Regions from separate parts of the Homo sapiens genome. Here region 2 is linked to region 1. A link is a contact called in ENCODE Hi-C or POLR2A ChIA-PET data. All regions are on one chromosome and are shown on one strand. Each heading gives the region's core, a stretch centred on a gene start or an enhancer-like site at or near the end of the contact. The rest is flanking DNA. Distances are from core to core; before and after follow the strand shown. Region 1 overlaps CAPZA1 (capping actin protein of muscle Z-line subunit alpha 1). Region 2 holds the start of PTPN22 (protein tyrosine phosphatase non-receptor type 22).

The links. Hi-C counts contacts between places; a loop is a spot of excess contacts on that map. ChIA-PET counts read pairs that join two places held with the same protein, here RNA polymerase II (POLR2A). Pooled maps may share reads with other maps.
Region 2: a loop to region 1 is called in a map with no recorded cell type, with 5 times the contacts of the local background. The contact joins the promoter of PTPN22 here to the enhancer-like site in region 1. A Hi-C loop is called at or near these places in 3 of 37 single-sample maps with no recorded cell type and 2 of 50 pooled maps. POLR2A ChIA-PET finds 5 or more read pairs at or near these places in 1 of 52 experiments (activated CD8-positive, alpha-beta memory T cell).

The regions. Positions count from the first base shown.
Region 1 is chr1:112,630,989-112,638,430 of GRCh38, forward strand. The region is part of intron 1 of CAPZA1 (capping actin protein of muscle Z-line subunit alpha 1); the gene reads left to right. It also overlaps the pseudogene RNU7-70P. Among named protein-coding and RNA genes, the nearest start is that of CAPZA1, 15 kb to the left of the region's middle. RefSeq lists a silencer at 4,816-4,915 and an enhancer at 7,002-7,442. Within about 2 kb of position 4,608, at least 4 of the 41 ENCODE cell types and tissues checked have a DNase peak (open chromatin) inside an H3K27ac peak, as active enhancers do.
Region 2 is chr1:113,869,172-113,876,613 of GRCh38, forward strand. PTPN22 (protein tyrosine phosphatase non-receptor type 22) reads right to left here and starts at 2,541. Exons shown (of 21, transcript NM_015967.8): 1 at 2,366-2,541. The coding sequence starts at 2,452. All of the region lies in intron 3 of AP4B1-AS1 (AP4B1 antisense RNA 1), which reads left to right. RefSeq lists enhancers at 1,679-1,728, 2,287-2,546.

The DNA of each region.
Region 1 (7,442 bases), core at 3,358-5,857:
CACCTGAGGAAGCTTTTAAACTGATGCCCAAGCCCTACCCCAGACTAGTACATCAGAATTTCTGCAGGTGGAACCCATATGTCAATATAGTTAAATCTTCCCAGGTGATTCTAATGTGTAGCCAAGGTCCAGAACCACTGATTTAAGGCAAAAGATAATTTGTTGGCTTACCTCTTTGACAATCCTACTCTTTGTCTTTATCTTTAGTATTCACCTCAGTGCCTGAGACCAAATGAATTGTTTTGTGGTTTGTTTTGAGTGAATGAACAAATTGTTAAACACAAAGAGCTGAACTTTTTAAAAGACAACATAACTCAGAATTCAGTGATGTCTAGGTATTTGCTTAGGGAAGAAAATTAAGGATCTGCTGTATGGGAGTCTGTCTCATGTTACCTCATGGGTTCTTAAAACAGTCCTAGATATGAGTAGGTTTTATAATCACAAATGAAGAAACTAAGACCCAAGCAATTTAGCAGTAAAGCTGGCATGTGAAACTGTATCTGACTCCCAGTGATTTTGAGGAAAAAAAAAATTGGTAAAAAGATATACTTTAAGTTAGAATGCCGTAACATGCCAGATACATACCAGATCTTAAAGGCAAAACCGTTCTTGTTTCCCACTGCTGCTTTTTCCATCTAGCCTGGGTTCTCACCGCCGAACTTTACCCTTTCAAACTTGACATCTACATCATTGCTCGCTAACACGTGAATCTCAAGGTACCTGGTGTGGTCATTTTTCCCTAATTTATTTTATTTATTCTTGGGCAACCTCCGGACCAGAATAGGTTCAAAGAGGCTTTTTCCTAATTTTTTAACCTTGTGGGTATTTTTTTAAGCACATTTAAGCTCCTAAACAAGTTGCTTATGGGATGTTTTCACTCATTTTAATTTTTTTTCTGTGTGTTGTAAATGTTATGCTTAAATGTGTCATTTTTAAACACTACTAAGTGGTATGAAATACAATGACTCTTAGTTAAAGTAAAAATTATTCTAATGCATGTTAAAACAGTAAAGAAGACTATTCAAAATTATTATGGCCAGGTGTGGTGGCTCATGCCCGTAATCCCAGCACTTTGGGAAGTCAAGGCGGGCGGATCACCTGAGATCAGGAGTTCAAGACCAGCCTGGCCAACATGGTGAAACCCCATCTCTATTGAAAATACAAAAATTAGCAGAGCCTGGTGGTGGGCGCCTGTAATGATCCCAGCTGTTTGGGAGGCTGAGGCAGGAGAATTGCTTGAACCCGGGAGGTGGAGGTTGCAGTGCGCCAACATCACGCCACTGCACTCCATCCTGGGTGACATCTCAAAACAAACCAAAGAAAAGACTATTACAATAGGGGAGAAAAATCAGGCTCAACTCCTAATACAGTAAAGACAGCTGGGTATTTACGTATAGCCAATAAGCAGAGTTGGGGAGAAAATTATTAAGAGGAGACCATGAGGGTAGGGGGATTCATGCTGAAGGCAGTTCAAAGACTTACACATCAAAAGTAGGGAATGAAGAACTTGATCAGATATCAAGGGTGGGCAGATTCTTGCTAAAACTGGGCTAGGCAGGCCAAAGACAGGGGGATGTGGGGCAGGGAGGCGGGGTGGGGTGTCAAATCCTAGTTCAAAAGAGGCCTTAGAGAGAAGCCTAAAGTTTGCCATTCCATGTGTTGTGAGATGTACATAATTGCTTTAGTAAATAGTCAAGTGTTTAAGACATACCAGAAAAGCAATTATTCCCTAGAGTTTGTAGAATGTTTTAAAGTGAAATTGCTCTACTTAAAACTAACTTGCCTGACTTCCCTACCTACTTATGTCTAATAAAACTCTTAATTGGCTACTAATAGAGAAAACAATTTCTAAAGACTATTAAAATGACTTTTGAAAGAGTGAATGTGAAGCAAATTATTTGGAAATGCCAGCATCTATTTTTTATAATGTTGATTCTGATTTAAGATATATCTTTATGCTTTCAAGTCTTATCTCTTGCTGATAATGATAAACTATATACATCTACAATTTTATTTCTAAGTACATTCTGTGTATCTCCAGGTCTCAGCTGGGAAAATAATATTTAGTTTATTTAGAATTTTAAGAAACACAGATAACAGTAACTTTTATTTAGTGAAACCAGTACTGTATACATTATTACTAACTGTGGTCACCATGCAGTGCAGTAGAGCACTAGAACTTATTTTTCCAGTCTCACTGTAACTGTATACCCTCTAATTTCTATCTTTGATATCTTTCCTTTCCCCATCCCTTCCCTGACCCCTCAGCCTCTGGTAACCACCATTCTATTCTCTGTTTCTCTGACATAGGCTTTTTTAGATTCTGCATATCTTATAGTGAGATCATACAGTATTCATCTTTCTGTGTCTGGCTTATTTCACTTAGCATATATCTTTCAGGTCCATCCTTGTTGTTGCAAAAGACAGAATTTCCTTCTTTTTAAAAGCTGTATAGTATTCCATTGTGTGTATATAACACATTTTCTTTATCCATTCATCTGTTGAGTTGATTGATACTTAGGTTACTTTTGTATCTTGATTATTGTGAACACTGCTGAAATGAACATGGGGGTGCAGATATCTCTCTGACATACCAATTTCAGTTCCTTTGGCTATCTATCCAGAAGTGAATTTCCGAATCATATGGTAATTTTAGTATATTGCGGAATTTCCATGCTGTTAGTATTTTCCAAAATGGCTGTACTAATTTACATTCCCACCAACAGAAGGGTTCCTTTTTCTCCTTATCCTGGCCCAAGACTTGTTATCATTTGTCTTTTTGATAATAGCCATTCTGACAGGCATGAGGTGATATCTCATTGTGGTTTTAATTTGCATTTCCCTGATTAGAGATGTTGAGCATTTTTTCATATATCTCTTGCCCATTTGTATATCTTTGAGAAATGTCTGTTCAGACCGTTTGCCCATTTTAAAATTGGGTTATTTGTTTTCTTGCTATTGAGTTGTTTTGAGTTCCTTATATATTTTTGGTATTAGCCCTTTATCAGATGTATAGTTTGCAAATATTTCCTCCCAGTCACTTAGTTGTCTCCTCTTACTGTTAATTTTCTCCTTTGCCATACAGAAGCTTTTTAGTTTGATGCAACATCCGAAATATCTTCAAATGGGAAAAACTCCCTTAGGAAATAGCATTGAATTCTGTGCAAGCAGAACTTACCAGGATAAGAATAACATCCTGTACATATCTCTTTCAGGAAAAATAAATGCAACTATTTATTCTTGAATACTTTTGGAATGGGTTAGAGTGAAAATAAGTAAAATAAATATTTACGGAGGCATAGTTTACTACTATTATACTTTCTTTAAGTATACCCTATTTGGAAAACTTTAAAAACTTTGAAATATGTGTTATTACTTCAAAGGGAAATTGGAACAGACATTTTCATAAAGCTTTTTTGGTCAGTAAAAAGTTGTGTAGTTATTGGTGGGGATTATTATGATGGCAATGATAGAGAATATAAAGTGGCTAGGACCCAAAGGATTTCTAGAACAAGAGGATTATTTTCTTTGAAGTAGTAATTTGATAGTAATTTGAAGGGTTTGCTCAGTTTATAATTTAAAGTAAGAGTTATCCTGCTGTGACCAGTTAAGATAACAGTAGCTGACATTTATTGAGCCTCTCCTGTTATATTTTAAGTATTCTGCTAAAGATTTGACCATATATTGTCTCATTTAATCTTTACAACAATTTTTTTAAATTTAATATTGGGTAGGTTGGTTTCTGGTGAAAACCAGAAAACCTGCTACACAAATTCTAAAAGAGCTGTAACAACTCCCAACAATTTTTAAGGAGTACATACTATCCCACTTTAGGGAGAGGATGTGGTTCAAAGAGATTTTTAAGTGACTGAAATTCAAAACTGGGTCTGTCCAATCCAGAGCCTATATTTTTCCATTTTGCCATAGTACCTCATAATAATCTTTAAAACTGAGAACATTTCCTTTACATCTTCTTATTCAAAAAGGATTTTGTAAATATTTACTCATTGCCTGCCATGTGTAATTTAATTTGCTAGACCCTGTAATATATAGAAGAGGAAAGCAAGGCAGTTTCCCTCCCAAAAAAACTTGAGTCTTTGGAGGCAGACTAGTATCTATAGAACTAATTATCAGTAGCAGTTATATTTTAGGTGCTATGATAAGCATTCAAATACACTTTGAACACTTTTTACGGTTGGGTTGGAAGAACCCAACCTTAAAAAATGGGAAGGATTTAGACAGACCAAGATAGGGAGAAAGGCACAACTTTCAAGGAGAGTATGAGTCAAGGCCAAGAGGTGAAATCTTTAATACATTCAGTAGACTAATGAAGGAGGTAAAGATTTTTATTGACCAGGGAGACATGCTGGCAGAGATTTGGCTCCTAAAGTATACAAAACTGGGGTGGTATAAACTGACCAGGCCTTTGCTGATAAGTGGAATGTGGATATTATCTAGCGAAAGAATTCTCCCTTTTCTGTCTAGAATTATCCACCAGTGCCCACAAAGAGTTGCAGTTGTTAAATATTTAACTTAAAGTTCGTTTGTATGTGTTTGTCAAGGACTTTTTTTTTTTTTTTTGAGACGAGTAGCTGGGATTACAACACCCAGCTAATTTTTGCATTTTTAGCAGAGACAGGGTTTCCCCCTGTTAGCCAGCTGGTCTTGAACTCCTGACCTGCCTCGGCATCTGAAAGTGCTGGGATTATAGGTGTGAGCCACCGTGCCCGGCCCAAGGAAATAATTTTAAAAGCTAGTGATGGCTGGGCTTAGTGGCTCACGCCTGTAATCCCAGCACTTTAGGAGGCTGAGGCAGGCAGATCATGAGGTCAGGAGTTCGAGACCAGCCTGGTCACACGGTGAAACCCCACCTCTACTAAAAATGCAAAAATTAGCCAGGCGTGGTGGCAGGCGCCTGTAGTCCCAGCTACTCAGGAGGCTGGGGCAGGAGAATTGCTTGAACCCGGGAGGCGGAGGTTGCAGTGAGCTGAGATCGCGCCACTGCACTCCAGCCTCGGTGACAGAGCGAGACTCTTTCTAGAAAAAAATAAAAAATAAAAGCTAGTTATGAATAGGTGCAATGTTGATGAAATGTGTGGGGTCTGTTATTAAAAGATTATCTAATAAGCTACAGTTTTATAAATTCCTTAGGACATTTTCTTAAGATTCTTGCTAAAATATGGTATATGAAAATCTAAGAAAATTAAGCCACTTCTAGGGAAAATGAAACTTAGGACTTTTCAGTGCGACTGATTTTTAAACTTTCAGTACAGATACTAGTAATGTGAAAATGAAATTTTGAATCTTGCAAGGATTGGTTTATTATTATTTCCCCCTTTTAGAGGTAAGAGAATAAGACGAATGGGAAGAAATTGAAATTTAGGAAATCTTATCTTTTGTTGGTTATATATTTTAAATCCCCCCTTTTTAGGTTAGGAACAAAATATAATTAATTTTATGCTAGTAATTTTATTGTAATATTTAAATATATGAAAGAGGAAATTATGTAAAAGCCTCGGATAGTCTCCCTTTAAAATATTCAAGGAGTTACACCGTTTAGTGTAGATACTATCTGATGAATACAGTGTGTAGTGAAACTGTTACTTTATGAAATAGGGACAGTTTTTTAAAGGCTTTTTTTTTTAAGCAGCAGTTCAGTTTTTGTTCAACTAAAACCTTCATATTAGTGATTCTCAAGTTAGAGGAGCTGACATACCTCCCCTTTATGGGAGATAACTGCCTTCTTTCTTTCACTCTCCCACCCTTGAGAATGATTGACTAAATCACTGTTAATGAAAATGTCATCCCTCATCTGTATTGTAGCAAAGATATTTTTTCAGTCACTAACTGCTTAGTCATTTCCCTCTCCCCTTTTGCTCTATTAATTTCATCTTAGCTTTGACCCAGTTTTGAAGTTGGATAAAATGTTAACTTTTAAACTTATTTATCATTTTATCTATTCTTCTCAACTTTGTAACAACTGCATCTTTCACAAGCATAGCTTTGACTCAATTCTTGGTTAAAACAGTCTAAAAGGACAGTCAAATTCATGTGACACACTAAAGGTAATCCTCCAGACTTATACTTCCTTTTAATACTGCATGATATAGTTGAATGTCTAAGTTACAATTCCAGCTCCACCCATTTATTATAAGCATGCAATCTTAGACAAGGCACTTACACTCCCTGAACCTATTTCTTGATTTATAAATGGGGATAATAGTCTCTCCCCTGCCTTCTTTAACAAGCTGTTTTAAAGATCAATAAAAGAAACAGCTTACATAAGAGTTTTATAAACAATAAAATAGTATTCATTCATTCACATTCCTAGCATGTTCTAGGTCTCAGTCCTGGGTATACTGCAGTGAACAAACATAACAAGTTCTTTTGTTCTGTGTCAGGGGTTGACAAACTATGGCCAGTGGGCCAAATCCAGTCCACCATCTGTTTTTGTTTTGTTTTGTTTTGTTGTTTGTTGAGACAGGCTCTTGCTCTATTGCACAGGCTGGAGTGCAGTGGCACAATCATAGCTCACTGCAGCCTTGACCCCCCAGGCTCAAGTGATCCTCCTGCCTCAACCTCCTGAGTAGCTTGGACTACAGGCATGTGCCACCATGCCCGGCTAAATTTTCTTGTTATTTGTAATAGAGATAAGATCTTACTGTGTTGCCTAGGCTGGGTCTCGAATTCCTGAGCTCAAGCGTTTCTCCAGCTTTGGCCTCCTAAAGTGTTGGGATTACAGGTGTGAGCTGCTGTGCTGGGCCCACTGCCTGTTTTTATAGGATCTATAAACTAATGCTTTTGGAATGGTTGAAAACAAAAAAAGAATAATCATATTTCATGATGTGAAAATTACATGAAATACAAATTTCAGAGTACAAAATAAAGTTTTATTGGAACACAACCATGCTTAACAGTTGGGACAGAAACGCTGTGACTCCCAAAGCCCATCTGCCCTTTACATTAGCAGTTTATTGACTCTTGCTCTATGATCTTGGACTTTGGGGGATGTTGGACAGTAAACATGTAAGTATATGTTAAGTGGTGGCAAATTCCTTGAAGAAAAATAAAGCAGTAAAAGGGCTAGAATTGTGAAGGTTGGAAGGGTACAACAGCTAATTTATATATGGGAGTTAGGGAAGGGTAGTTTATTTGGCAGGTAACATTTGAACAGAGACTAAATAAAGATTGGAGTGAATAATCCAAGAGAGCATTTCTGGCCAAAGGAACAAGAAATATACCCTGAGGCATGAGTGTAGCTGTAAGTCTAGGAGCTAAGTGGTATGAGTGGAGGAATTAGGGAAGGAGGAGCCATGGAACAGACTTTAGATTTATTTATTTTTTGAGACAGAGTCTCACTCTGTCACCAAGGCTGGAGTGCAGTGGCACTGTGTTGGCTCACTGCAACCTCCGTCTCCTGGGTTCAAGCAGTTCTCCTGCCT
Region 2 (7,442 bases), core at 1,291-3,790, 1.2 Mb after region 1:
TGTCATTGCATTCCAGCCTGGGTGACAAGAGCAAAACTTTGTCGCCCCCAAAAAAAAGACCAGATTTGTATGATTAAAAGATCACTTGGGTGTTGAACTGAAAATTGACTGAAGGTGGGGCAAGGCTAGAGGCAGAGAAGCCAGTTAGGAGGTAGCTGCTATATTTTGGTGAGAAATTATAATGACTTTAGCTGAGAAAAGGTAAAATATTAGGGATATAGTCTACATTTTTTTTTTTTTGAGACAGAAGTTCGCTCTTGTTGTCCAGGCTGGAGTGCAACAGCTCTATCTCAGTTCACTGCAACCTCTGCCTCCCGAGTTTAAGCGATTCTCCTGTGTCAACCTCTTGAGTAGCTAGGATTACAGGTGCCTGCCACCACGCCCAGCTAATTTTTGTATTTTTAGTAGAAATGGGGTTTCATTATGTTGGCCAGGATGGTCTCAAACTCCTGACCTCAGGTGATCCACCCGCCTCGGCCTCCCAAAGTGCTGGGTTTACAGGTGTGAGCCACTGCCCCCGGCCAGTCTACATTATTTTAAAAAACACAACCAAAATAAAACAGAGGCCGGCACTGCCCCTCAGCTCACTTTTTACATCTATGCCTTGGGTTACCTTGGCTTAGGAATTATAGTCCAGGGGCAGGGACATGTATACACATGTGCTAGAACTTCCTACTTATCTCCTTTCAGGTAACTCTACCAGAGGGGCTCAGACTGATCAGCCAGTGGCAGTGAGAGCACATTTTTCATAGTACCACAAGATTATCCATGTTGAGCTGACATCGGAGTTCCTATCATAATATCTAATCACTCAATAATATCTAATTACTCAAGACTTTCAGAGTGTTTTCACATCTGCTATCCGGTACCAGAGTGTTAGCTCCAGGAGGCAAAGGTTTTGGTTCTTTTTGTTCACCGCTGTATTTTTAGTGCTTAGAACTGAACTTGGTACATACTAAGTGCTCAATAAATGGTACTCAATAAATGACCACATTTAATGATTGTTATTGATATTTAATCATCACAACAATCCTGTGAGGATAGGTAGGACATGTATTATTATCCCCATTTTATAAGTTAGAAAACAGAGAGATTTAAGAACATGTCAAATACTTCATAATTTGGTGAAAAAAAATCATGATTTAATTTCAGGTTTGTACTTCAGTTCCCCTCTTTCCACCCATTTCTTCACAACTGAAGAGCTAAGGTTTAAAATTCTTATATCTCTGAAACGCCAGCTGTAAGCATTCTAAAATACATGATAGGTACTATTAGACACCCTATGTTATCTGATATCTCAGCTTGTAGGGTGAATGAGGCCTACCCAGCTGCCATTGCATCAATAATCACAGTTCTCTCAAAGGAGATTCACTGTTCTTCTGGGTAATCTAATCCACCCAACCTGAAGCTACCTTGTACTCATGTTTCTCTCCTTGACCTACACTTGTCTCTACTCTCCATCCTAGCCATTCCACTTCTCCAAGCAAAAGAAGTTAAGGAAGCCCTGTTATTGAAAAAACACATGTTATAATATATTTTTCATATGAAAAAGAAAAGAAAAATGATGGCCAGACATAGTGGTTCATGCCTGTAATCCCAGCACTTTGGGAGGCAAGATGGGAGGATTGCTTGAAGCCAGGAGTTCGAGACAAGCCTGGGCAAAAAAGCAAGGCTCGTATCTACAAAAAAGAAAAAAACAATTTTTTTTTAAATTAGCCAGGCATGGCGATACACACCTGTGGCCCCAGCTACTCAGGAGGCTGAGGCAAGAGAATCACTTGAGGCCAGGAGTTCAAGGCTACAGTGAGCTGTGGTTGCACTGCTGCACTCCAGCCTGGGTGACAGAGTAAGATTCTGAATCTTAAAAAAACAAACAACAACAACAAAAAAAACTGTGGCAGTGGGTAGTTTTGGTGCTCTTCAAAAACCTTTGTCAACCAAATAGAATCCCAGAGGGGAGGCTAAAAATGTAATATTGCATGAAAAGTTAACATTGGTCTCTTTCTTCTTAATATTAATTAAAATTAGTAATATAAAGCATAAACCACAACTTAGATACCTGGGGAAATCTGGATGTTCAATTAATATTAGTGTTTTTACATCTGGAGTTGTATATGTCTTCTGTAGGATTCCTAACCAAACTCCAAAGAACTAGCAAACAAAATATTAAAACCAGTAATTTTGAGAGAATACCTGAAATACATGCAAACCACTCAGAGAAGTCAAACTTTTTTTTTTCTGTCTTCCCCGCCAAGGTCTCATATTTACTTTATCCCAAGAGCAATTTGGTCTCGGAAAATTGGACCCCCATAGTCAGTTAAATAGTGTATGTAACTACCCTGAGAGGGTCACATACAGGACTCACCAGAAATTCATTGGCAAACTCCTCTTTAGTAATTTTCTTGCTTTGGGCCTCATCCAGGAACTTCTGCAGAATTTCTCTTTGGTCCATGCTGCAGAGCAAGAAAAATAGTCTATAAGTAGGTTGAGGGAGGGCATGTCAAATGTGTGTCATGGCCGAGACACCTCCAAAAAGCCACTGCTGCCGCCTGAGCAGAGCATGCTGAAGGCTGTGGTTTACTGACTTCATCACAAGCCCTAGAGGAAATTAGTACGTAACCACCTTCTGTGGTCACATAACACAGCCATCATCTCACTCCAGGGCCCTAGTGCCTTCCTTCTCAGCAAAGGAACCTGGTTACAATTCAAATTTTTAACAAACAAGAGGCTAACTAGAACGTAAAGTGTGGTCTGCTTAACTGAGATTATTCCATTCCATCACCCATATGCAAAACTCACCTTTCTTCTTGCCTCCCAGAGAAAGAACAGAATTACAGGTCTCCTGAATGAGTTCTGTCTCTCCCCATTTTCCCAGTGAGCACAAGGGCCAAGTTGACACCTTCTGTTTCCTTATGTCCCAAATGAACTCTGCAAAGTTCAGTTAGGCCCAGGAAAGAAGACAGACACTGTTTAGAGTGAGTGACATGTCTTCTACCCGGACTGTTCATCGAAAGGTTTCTTGTCAGTGTGATCAATGAGAAACTTCTGTTCATCACAGAAGGTATTTTTATTCATAACTTTTAAGTCTGCTATATATACCTCAAACTCCCTTTTGAATGAAGCAAAGTCAGATGCTTCTGACAGTCTGTGTCTCTCCCAGGACTGGGGAAGTGCTGACCTCCATTAAGGGAAGTGTTGATTTCAGCACCTCTTCAACCCTCCCAGTAACCTTTGAAGCTTCACTTGGGTTCTGGATATAAAGACTAAGAGTGTTGGTCTATATAGGATCTAGAGCAAGTGGCCCCCACAAGGAGCACCTGACCAGACAGTTAGCTCAATACCCTGCATATGTAATGCTGGTAAACTGTGATGGAACAAAAAGAAAGTAAAATCAACCACCTTGCTGACAACATTGTAACTTTTAGGGCAGAAAGCCTGAAGAACTGTTTCTAAAGAACACATTTCTACTCTGCAACCAATGTCTTAGGAAATAAATTTGTTTCAGGAAGTTATGCTGTGCCTGTGGCATTTTGGCCCTGAAAGGCAGGCTCTTCTAGAAAAACTTTCCACATTTGAGCTTGCATAACCTCTCAATGGGTACAAGTCTACCCAAGTGCCTAATTCAGTGTGAGAACATCCAAAAATCAGTATATCATCTTTATTGAAGGCAGAAGTTCAACAAATGTTAACAAAATTAGTCTTGATCCTGAAGAAAACTGGGAAATGTGTTGTTAGGACTTCCTCTATTTAAGATATTAGCAATCCTTTCTGTTTTGCAACATTATTCAAACTTCCTTCAGGATATCATGATTCTGAACACTGCTTAATCTGAACATTAAAGATACTGCATGCTCTTTACTAAGTACTGCAAAAAAAAAAGAAAGATCATCGAGATATCTTGGTTATAGACAACTTAAAGACAATATTTCAAATTAAGAAACTCAATCCCAGTATACATAAATTAAAATAAACCCTCATTCTTCAGCAATATTTGTTAGGAATAGTATATTTCTTAAATTATCCCCATCTAGAATTAAGAGAGAATTTCTTGCTGCTCTAAGTAACGTGATGTTTACTTTGGCTATTTTAAAACATAAAATATGGGAAATCTTTGATTTATAAAAATACAAAATTTCAAGTTTGTAATAACTAAAACCATGTAAAAGTGTGTACATAGTTAAAGACTAAAAGAAGCAAAAAAGAATCAATTGTGTAAGTTTGCTTTCTAAAATTATCATAATTTTAGAATTATGATAAAGTTTGCTTTCTAAAATTATCATACCGTTTTTAAAATTAGAAATAAACATTTAAAAATCCATTAAGTTGTTCAACAAATTTATTGAGTACCCACTAAATTCTAAACATTGTCTTAGGAGATTGGCATACAACACTGAGAAAGCCAGAATATGGTAAAAACAAAACAAAACAAAACAAAAACATCCTTAGCCAGTTAATAAAGCAACTCAGAACTAAAGATACAGACATGATTACTGATAAAAATTAAAACACTCCTTAGGTAACTTTGGGAAAGAAAATAAAAATAAAAACATTCCAAACTAACTTGCTTAATTGCAGAGTAGCAAAGCATAATCCTAAAAGGAAAATGATTTTCTATGTTTGGACAAAGAAGATAATATAGTTTTATAATTTCTCTGTACCCTTAGAATGTCCTCAATTACACAAAACTAGAACTTTATTAATTTTTATTAATTGATGAGGCAAACCTGCCTAATAAAATTTAAATCTATTTTTCTCAAGCCTATATTTCAGCACAATCTCTTACTAACTTTCTTGTTTCTTCTTAATGAGGGAGAAGACAGAAATAAATAGGAGATAACAAAAAAAATTTTGCTTAGATGCCTCCATAGTCCCTTTCCTCAAAATCTAAGAATCTGTAAATAGTGTCTTGGCAGAACTTCACACTTTTTTAAAAAAGCAAGCAGCAATCTATTCTACTGTAAACCCAAAAGGTATAGAGACATTGTGAAATAACCAAACCCCCAAAACCCACTTAGCTACAAGGCCATTTCCTGAGCAGACCACTCAAGCAAGCAAAAAACAAACTGAAGAAGAAAACAAAAAACTTTAATTATTTTTTTTGTTTTGGGTTTTTTTGTTTGTTTGTTTGTTTTGTTTTGAGACAGGGTCTTGCTATGTTACCCAGACTAGTCTGGAACTCCTGGGCTCAAGTGATCCTTCCACTTCAGACTTCCAAGTAGCTGGAGCTATTATTTTTTTTTTAAAAAAATAAGCTACTACTTAATTTATCACACTTCCTTCTACAGAGCACAATGCTTTTTGATGAAGATTGTGTTGACTCATTTGTATCTTGCGGGAAGATAAAGAGCTGGGGAGGGGAAACAAGACATGCAGTAAAGGTTGGCAAATACCTAAAAGAGTTTCAGAATTTATGATGAATCATTTAAACCAGTCTGGCATAAAACCTAAGTGAACACAATTCCATGCAATAAAAAAAGACTCACAAACATTTTGCCAGAACCATCAAGTAAATTGTGGGAAGTAAATTGTGGATAAGCACCTGAAGAGGAGTGACAAGGCCACATCTCACTGCTGCCTCATGTGGCTGTAGTGCTTGGTCAGAAGGAAGAACACAACAGAGAAGAGTGCTGGTCACCATGTCACCTGTTCCAAGAAGAGGGGAGTATGCTAGTTTAAGGGGAAATATCAGTATCACAGAGGTCAGGAATTAGATTACAATAAACATTAATTGAGGAGAATTTCAGGGAAGACTACAAGGGTAAGATAAACTATTCAATAGGAAAAACATTCAGGATTCTCAGAACATCCTTCTGTCTTTTAGATGAGGGGGAGACATGTTTTACCCTGGAGAAGATACTTACCCAACCTTAGCTTTAGTTTCACTACTCTTGCCTTTCCCTACATTCCAGGGTCATTGATTTGATATGGGATATATATACTGTCTGTGAAACATTCAGTCCTTTGTAAGCATTCTTTTGATCACCAAGGCCTATTGGAAATTTCTCCTCAATGTCTTTTAGATTCAACCTGTCTTTTCCATTCCCACTTAGCCCCATTCCCACTTTCACACCCGGATTCCTATAGCAATAAACTTAGAGTATCTTCCTATCTATATGTTTCCATTCTAGTATCTCCTGTTAACCAAGGCTGGATGAAAGTTCTTAAAACTGCACTTTAATGCTAAAGAATCAGAATAGTTATTGATGATCTACGGGAACAAGTCCAGATTCCTTAGCTTGTCACCAAGCCCCTCCCTGTCAACTATCCCCACCCAACCTATCCAAGCACATCACCTACAGACCTCGTTCGTTCTACTACCACTTTTTTCTACTTCTCACCTTTACCCCTAAGTTTCACCACAATGAAAATAAAACCATAAAGCTCAATTTTTCTTCAAAAATCTTGCCCCTAACTCTGTTTCGCCATGATCTTCCCTTAGTCTGAATCTCTTCAATATAAATCTGTATATTCAGCTATAGAAGTTTTCATTTATTCAATTTCCTTGTCTCCTATAAGTTTATTTAAGAGTTTATTCAAAAGATGTCCCCTGTATTTTCAGATTTATCAAAGGCAATGATAGTGTATTCTATGCGTTTGTATAACCCACAGTGCTTAACATGGTCTTGAGTATACCTAAAAATAAGTCTGTTGTGATAAAGTAGCTAATGTGGTTACGCTTTGGTGAGGGATCTACTCTCACTTGGTTACTCATTATATCAATTACTCCAAGTCTCTTGTCTGGCACAGTCTGTGCTTCTTGTCTCTAGCTAGGCACTTTCATTATGCCAGGAGCAGATGGGCCTTCCTACATGGAGGCACAGGAACCTGGCAAAGGGTACTTTCCTGAATGCTGCTGCCCAAGCAGCAGGGCTATTATTATGAAAGGAATGGTGTCAATACTGAGCTTCAGAGTCCATCTCTGAAGAACTGCAATGGCCAGAAATAAATGACCTCCTTTATCTCTAGAGTAGGCTTGTTTTTCCTTTTATAAATGAACACAGAAGAGGCTTATAAAATACCTTTAACGAAGCTTGTTTGATTTTCTCATGTTTTCACATCATCCCGGGTAGGAAAAGTCCCCCTACCCATCTTTCAATCTACTGCTTGTCACTACAGCATTCTGAGACTTCACTAAGTCCTTCAGTTCACCTGCTGCAGACTTCATAGTCAACCTCCCACTACACAGGGAAGCATACTCTGCCTTTGGTTTCAAAATCCTCAAGAAGCAAAGGTCAACCAATAACTTGCAATTGAAGTTTTTTTTTTTTTTTTGGAGACAGAGTTTTGCTGTTGTCACCCAGGCTGGTGTGCAATGGTGCTATCTCGGCTCACTGCAACCTCCGCCTCCTGGGTTCAAGCAATTCTTCTGCGTCAGCCTCCTGAGTGGCTGGGATGACAGGCATGTGCCACCACGCCCAGCTAATTTTTGTATTATTAGTAGA